Linked DNA regions of Mus musculus: region 1 is linked to region 2. The links are chromatin loops, found by intact Hi-C in ENCODE. Cell type or tissue: left cerebral cortex. All regions are shown on one strand.

Region 1 (4,000 bases), 1.1 Mb after region 2:
TGACATCCAACCAGAGAGCACATTGGCTTTATTCACGGTTTGTTGTTATTTTCTAATGGCATTTAAAGGGTAAAAGTTTATGACAGAAGTGTCTAAAATATAACAAGCAAAACCCTGCATTTTCTTTCTTTCCCAACCCTGGTCCTGGGGCCTAAACCAATCTGAAGCAAGAATTAAGTTGCACCTTCCCCATCTTCCGTTACTCTGGCTTTGTCTTCCACACGTCTACACACCTGCACCTCTTTTTCCTGCCTCATCAACCCATGGCCATCTGTGGCTCCCATTAGGTTTGCAATGATGGAACATTTCAGATCACCCCTCAAACTTACTCAGCCTCTCCTTAATGACTGGGGTTATGCTATTTTTGTTTAACTCTTCTGATAATTATCTTCATGACTTTCATATATTTAACCTTGAGTCCTGACTCATTGGCATTAACATTTTGTCAAAGTCAGGATCGCCTGCTCCCTTCCTGGAGCTGTGGATTGACAGTCCTTCCAGGTAGCTATTCTACAGGCACCCTCATGTGCACCCCGTCCCTCAGATTATGAAGCGTCCTCAAGCATGCACTTCCTTAGCCACAGCCTCTGCCCCTGGATAAAGATAAAAGGCAGAACATACTTTCCATGTTGTTTGTTCATTGATCATGCATGGGGAAGCTACTGCGATACAGAGGTAGATTCTGAAGAAGCACACAGAGGCAAGGCAATCTGGCTGCCTCAGGAGTACCTTTTGTCCAGAGTCCCACATGGCCCAGGCTGCAGTAGATGTCTATATAGCCAAGGCTGGTCTTTAATTCTTGATCCTCCTACCTCTACCTTCTGAGTAATGGGATTACAGGCATGTGTCACCAAGCCACTTTAGATAACAGTCACTCTTCAAACAGAAGCAACTGGTGCCAGGACTCAAGGGACAGTTAAAGGGTAGAAGACCTAACTTTGGGTGACAAGTACTTGAAAAGGCAAACACCTGTAGCCTTTGTCATTCTTTTTCAACAACAATGGCATTTAGAACAATGGAATCGGCAGTTAGGGATACGTTATCAAATGTGCAGCACGGCTTGAAGAAAATCATGACAATGAAGATTAATAGCGAAAACTTTTAAAGAGCCGTAATTAACATCATGGCATCCTTAAACACATTAGATAATGGTATGAATAAGATAGATAAAGAAAATGCACAACTTACCAAATAGTACCCTCATGGGTTTTTAATAAAATAGCAAAGGAAATTGGAAAATGATTTAATTAAACCTATTTAGTAGACGTACTGGGGAAAGAGAGTTAGCTGGATCTCACAATTTCCTAGCATGCAAAGAGTGAATGCCTTTATTTCCCTTCTTAATCAAGACCACACTTCTCTATTGACCAAGTCTATGCTCCTGCATTGTGGAGAAATCAAGTCTAGTAACTATGAGTCTCTTTCATGATTAGGACGTCCTAGGGGTCAATGCTATGATTCCCAGCATGCAATCTTGCATTGGAAGGGAGATGTCAGCTCCTGAATGTACATTGGTCCCCAAGTAACTTCCTGGTTTGGGTTCTTGTGGTGACTGTTGCAAAAGGAAGTGTGTACCTGTTCTTTTCCTGGGTTATGAGTGTGGGGATGGAGAGTCCCATCAGCTTGATTATGTGTGACCCAGGATTGGCTCTACTAACATTGTCATCAGGCTTGCTGGTGACAAAGCTGAGCTGTGTTTCTCTTTGAACAAATCACCATCCCACTTGGCCTTCATTATGCTGGGGAGGGAAAGTCAGTAGGGATGCCCGGGAGCTTGTTACAGATTGCAAGTGACAGGATCTGACCGCGGGAGATAATTTTCATTTCATTCTCTCAATCGCTATTTTGCGAACAAGATGTTCTTTTTAAAAGTCTCTGAAGAGTAGGGAAAATCTCCCAACTGTGTGCTGGCTTTTAACCAGTGGCAAGACGGCTGTACTCTTACATGGTATATCGCCACCAAATGCTGGTTGGGTAGCAGAGCCAAATCCTGACTGGTACCATTGTATGAGCCAGTTACCTCTGTGTCACTCTGAACTGTGGCTTTGGTACAAGTTAATCTCAACTGATTAAAATCACTCACTGGCAGCTGTTGCCTGCTGGTCATGTTTCCCCTGGCTAATTGGCACACCTGCTTGAGGGACAGTATCTAGCGTTATTCATTCTCACGGCAAGAAAGGATTGGGCATCTGCCCTGGGCTGGGCATTTATGGAGATGCTAGGTGCTAGGACCCATTAGTTAACCAGATGGAAATTAAAACTGTTCCCACCTTCAGTGGTTGGCATGTCAATGGGAAGAGAGAGGACAAAAAGAACAATGAGGAAAGACGCTGTCAGTGGTGACAGGTGCTCCAGAGAAGCAGTAGGCTCGACATTGGAATGAGCCAGACTGAGTGTTGGAGGAAACCCAACAGGCGTTCTCACACAAGCAGGGCCCAAAGCAAGGCTTCAGGAAGAAGCAAGCACTAGGTTCTAATCCTGAAAACACAGTAGCAATGCACAGTAAAAAAGAGAAGGGAGGCACTGAGGCACATCCTCAAGAAGTCCCACCCCTCACTTTACCTATGGATGTCAGTATGGAACAGTCCACCACCTTAGACACCAGCAGAGGATAGTAGGCTGGCATCTACTAACTCCACAGCTGTCCCTAGGCATGTGAGCCCAACATGCCTGGCTTCCTCTAGATGCAGGTGGGGTGGCAGGTGTTTGCAGTTAGTACATAGCATGGAATAGCAGTGTGTAATGGGGAGTGGAAACAAAGAGGGCCAACAGTGTCTGCTGTGGGGTAGGAACTGGTTCTTCAGATGAGGGGACAGGAGTGAGCTCTCTGGAGAGATGCTATGCTAGCTAGGATCCCGACTCTGAAAAAGGGTCAAGAATAGAAATGGCATTGCTAGACCGGAAGCAAGGACAAAGGCTGAGTGAGACTGAACTGAGATTGAACTCCTCTATAAAATAGAGTTAAAAGGAGTCATGGACTGTCAAAGGCACTGGTGGAAATGGGAGGCCTTGGAATCATTAAGTCCATTCTTTTGGGAATTGTTACAGACAAGACCTAGGGTCCTGAGGGAGAGCCAGGTCCAGTGCACGGTCCTCCGCTGCCAGCTGTGGATTTCCCTACTGCAGGCACGCTTCCTCAGCTCTTTCTTCTAGTATTTCTGTTATGTCAGTGGACACTTTCCCTAAGCCATGGAGCCAAACACGCATGCGTTTTTTACAATCCCTGCTCATTATCCTCTAGCGCGGTACTGATTATAATGGATAAAACATATAAAGAAACAAGTTAACACAAGCTGTGTGTGACCCAGCTTGCACCCCTGTCTGACCTCATCTCCTACCAGAAATCTTTCTCACTATGCGTTCCAGTCACACCAGCTCCTTTACTGTTTCTGGAACATTCCAAGCGACCTCCTACCCCCTAGGCCTTTGCTCAGTGTGCCCCGCCTACGTATTCCATAATTCACACATGGGACTCTACTTCTGCTAATGAGACCCCACAGGCAGGTCATCTGGACTATCTCTCTCCCCATCCACAAACCCACTTTCCTTCTTCATAGACACATGACTACTACAGAGCACACACAGCTACACAGCATTGTGTGCTATGTTTTCTTGTCTACAGTGTGATTTCCCCTACCAGAATGTAAGGTCTACAAGGGACAGAGCTTATCCACTCTACATTCTCAAAATAGTGTGTTTGGTGATGAGTTTGGCGGGGGGTGGGGGGGTTGGAGAAAGGAGTGAAATATTTAACCTAAGATCTTAGCTCTGACCCCTTCCCTGTCACTAACTCGGTGAGCAGCTTTGTGGGCACTGACCCTCCCTTTCTGTCTTAGTTTCTGTGTGTGCCAAAAAGACAAGTAAGCTGCACCTTATAAAGGAGTGGAATGAGGCCACGGACATGAAAGTACTGTTCATTGTTGAGTGTATTATATAAATGCAAGGCTTTCTTTTAAGTTCAAGGCTTCCTGACTTTGAGTGAGTTTTGCTGAATTGGAAA
Region 2 (4,000 bases):
ATATCCAAGTTTTTGGTCACCCAGAGTGTACTCTTTATATTGTAGACTACTTAATTCTTAAACATGCCTAGTGTCTTTTTAAAATACAGACTGCAGGAGGCTTGATGAAAGGCATACATTTTATTTTGTTATGCCAAGAAACTTAACTACCACCTACTATCTGGCCTCAAAACAACATATTCTTAAAGGATTTTAATCACTGTACAACTCTCTCTCTCTCTCTCTCTCTCTGTGTGTGTGTGTGTGTGTGTGTGTGTGCTACACAAGTGTAGTGCCTATGGAGGCCAGAAGAGAGGCACCAGAACCCTTGTAGACTGGAGTTACAGGTGGTGGCAATCAGCCAACTCAGGGTTTGTGAACTGAACTTGGATCCTCTGGAAGAACAAAAACTTCTGATCCATCTCTTCAGCATCAATTAATTCATTCTGTCTATGTTAATCCTTAAGTGCTCATAGATATCTTTTCAAAAGTCTACACTATTCTTGGCTGCTGTGTAAAGTCAGAAACAGATACTCGGATCACAGCAGGCAGAGGGAGCTGTGTGATCCTAGATGGGAATGAGATTGTCAAAAGGGTTGTATTAGAAGCTACAGATATAAGGAGGGAGGATGAATTGGAGATCCTAGATGTCAAGTAACGAGGTATCTTAGAATGACGTACTAAGAGCTTTATGAGGCAGGGTTTTAAAACAAGAGAATGTCAAGTGTTGACATGAATTGGATAACACACAAATTCTTGTTAAGTTTCTTCTTCTACCATGTGATTCTTGGAGATGGAAGTCAGGATCTCAGCAAACACTTTTCCCACTGAGCCATCTCACTATTTCCAATAGGCAGTGTTTAATCCATTTGTTCAATATTTATGGAGACTTCTGTTCTGGATGGTAGATAGTCTCTGAAAGTCATAACCAACCCTGTTTTCATAAAGGGCACACTCTGCTGGGAGAGGTAGATGTTAAAACTAATGTGAACGTAGTTTTGAAATAAAGAGTGGCATTAGAAGATTAAAGATCACGGAGGGGCGTTATTCTTTTAAATAATGAGGGAGAAACAGAATTAATAGCTGTCCATTCCCTACAACCTGGATGCCTCAGAACAATGAGTGCAGTGACTCAGCCTTAGTCCAGGTACAAAGCCTAGAAACTTCCTCAAGAGTTCCTGGTGAGAGTGTGTGCTCAAAGGCTGAAGGAGTCTGTCTGAAGACTAAACATGGCAGCAGTAAGCATGGCGCAGGGACAGAGTGCAGCCAGCACTTGCGGTGGCTCTCAGTATCTCTGTGTCAGTCTTTGTCCATCTCCTTGGTCTCTGTCTCTATATCCCCCTTCCAATCCCCTCCTTTCCTCTTCTTCTCCCTCTCTCCCTCCCTCCATCTCCCCCTACCCATGTTTATTCTGTATATTCAACAGCCTGTTGAATAGGTGCTGCCCACAGTCATGGTGGGCCTTTCCCCATCAGTTTCTCTCCCATCTGTGGGAAAGCACTCACAGACACTCCCCAGGGTGGGTATTTGGAGTCTCCTCTTCATCTGTCAATTGAGTGAGTTGAAGTCAAGATCAGTCATCACAGATGGAATGGTTCCAGGGGGACCTTACTGAGAAAGAAACATTTTGAGCAGAGTCTTGAAGGGGTAGGGTGTGAGTCACATGGGAATTGGGTGGGGATAGAATGTGCCAGGCTGAGATCACAATTGAAAAGCCATGGGTGGGGAGTGGAGAGAAAGTGAGAGAGGTGGGGGATAGATCAGAACAGTAATGGGTGAGGCCCGTGGAACAGCCTGTGGATTCTGTTCATAATGAAATAAGAACTGCTAAGACTTGTGCAGAGGAAAGGCATGGACAGTCAAAGGCATCCTTGCTGCTGTGTGCTGCAGACAGTGGAGGAGTGAGCTCCTTAACATATTGTTTTCTTCAGTGGTGTGGTCCCTGGTAGGTGGTAAATGCTCCAGTAGATGGCTCCACATCCATGTGCATATGAATGGTACCAAATGAACTTGGGGAATTGTTTTAGAAAGGAGAGAAACAAGGGGAAGTTTGCTGGAATATGAAGCCTCAGAACTGATGGGAAGGAAGAGTTGACATCACAAGTGGGAGTGGCTTCCTAAGCCTAAGTAGACAGCAGAGTCCACATCAGGACATCTGTGTGTGGGGAGGTGTGGGGCTGAGACAAGGGAGAAGATTTGGCTTTTCCAGGACTAATAGAAGCTCCCACTATATGCTGAAGATGTAGCTAGTCTGTGATCAAGAAATCACAACATAGTCCTAATCATGAGAACGAGAAAGATAGTATTTGAACCATTATAAATACATGTCAGCGTCAAGGATTAAATCTGTGGTACCAATTCATGGAGTGACATTTCCCTGTATGAATAAAGCATGCTCAGAGTTCCTTTATATAAACCCCTATTACTTATGACAGTGCCTCAAGGATCCCAGGCTGGCCTCAAACTCAATATATACAGCCAGGGTTAACCTTGAACTTCTGATCCTCCTGCCTCCACCTCTTAAGTACAGGGATTACAAGTGTGTTCCATCACACCTCATTTATGTGATGCTGAGGATGGAATGTAGGGATTCTTTCATGAAAGCACTCTAAGCACTGTCTACATGCTCAGCCCTGAAAACTCTGTGGCTGGACTCAACCATTGTTTTTCCTGAGTCTGGAGGCCGGTGGGTTCAGCCAGCTCTGTGTCCTGTGTTGTAGCCTGAGTTAATCCAGTGGCATTTTTCAAGGATCCAGCTGGGACTTGTTGTCCAAGACAGCCTGTTTCTTTCATAGCTTCTTTGTGGTATGGAGGAAACCTGTCAGACTCATGACAAGTGAAGCCAGAGTGGATATAGCACCTCCCTGGAGCTTGCTGTAGTCAAAGCTAATCCCAGGGAATGGATGCAACCTGTTGTTGGGATGAATTATTGGCAACTATGTTGATGAAATACCCTGACATTTCCCGCAGAACTTAGTGGCTGGGGGGCTATCCACAGGAGCTCAAACACTTTTGGTGGCTTTGATTGATTCCTGTGTCACAGAGACTCTACATGGGGTTGAGGGTGAAGTAACACATGCAGACATGTAGAAAACTTGAGATTTCTAAAAAGCGTTAGTGTCTGGAGAGAAACTTAACACAAAGAAAAGAAGCCCAGGAGAACTCTCCAAGAAAATTATAAAGTGTCAAGATAGAGCACCTCGATTGTGTGTGAATCAAGGATGTTCTAAAGAGAACATGGCAGCAGCTGTCAGAATCCCAGCTATTGGGGAAGAAGGTTTTGTCCAGGGATGGTGCAGCCCCTGAGAGGATGCCTATGCTCCAGAGGATGGCCATCTACCCATAAACATCCAGGCAGCACTAAGAAGATACAGGACTTTTTAATAAAAGAGCATGTAAGGTTGCTAAAGAGAAACTGTGGGGTGAGAGATGAGGAATTTAAAGATAGGCAATATATAGTGGATTTGATCAAAACACATTATGTGCATGTAATAGGTGCCCAAAGAACAAAATACTAATAAAAAGATAACTTTAAATTATTCTGGAGAGTTACCTCATTCAATGTGTTCTGTGATTAAACAGATGACAAATTGTTTAGTGCATCCTAGAAGTATTACAGAAATTAGAGCTACTTAAAGCTGTGGAGGTAAAAAAAAAATATCTGTTGTGTACATGTGTGTGTGTGTATAAGTGTGTCTTTGTGAATGTATGCATGCACACTCGCGTAAGTTCATGCTGATTAAAGCCAGGCTGTGGGTGAAAAGCAGGATGGGCAGGGCTTATTTCTTTACCCCAAGGCCAATTTCCTTTCCATAAAGGTTAGTTTAACAGCTTCTAAAAATAATGAACAATAGGCTTCCCTTTTCATAGTAGTAATGGCACCCAGTGGATTAATTGCCTTTTTGTTCCTAGGAACCGGGGCAGGTACGCAGGCCCTCCCCACAGAGCCCGGGCAGTGAAATTAGTCATGGTTTTGTTGCAGATCAGAGGGAAGAAAATTGGGTTAATGAGAGGGCGCAGG

What was found. A loop is a pair of places that touch in the nucleus more often than their neighbours do. Peaks named below come from ENCODE experiments on the same cell type or tissue, not always from the same donor. Only the 100,000 strongest peaks of a DNase experiment are listed, where the experiment ranks them.
Region 1: it touches region 2 in a loop (3-fold over the local background); 2 of 42 quality-filtered maps call a loop at or near these places.

What each region holds. Positions count from the first base shown.
Region 1 is chr11:57,212,436-57,216,435 of GRCm38, forward strand. The region is part of intron 5 of Gria1 (glutamate receptor, ionotropic, AMPA1 (alpha 1)); the gene reads left to right. Among named protein-coding and RNA genes, the nearest start is that of Gria1, 200 kb to the left of the region's middle. In left cerebral cortex, no CTCF peak of the experiment used is centred here; a DNase peak (open chromatin) is centred at 2,411.
Region 2 is chr11:56,147,209-56,151,208 of GRCm38, forward strand. No RefSeq gene overlaps it. Among named protein-coding and RNA genes, the nearest start is that of Gm46260, 29 kb to the left of the region's middle. In left cerebral cortex, CTCF peaks have their summits at 528 and 1,946 (motif pointing right); a DNase peak (open chromatin) is centred at 1,950.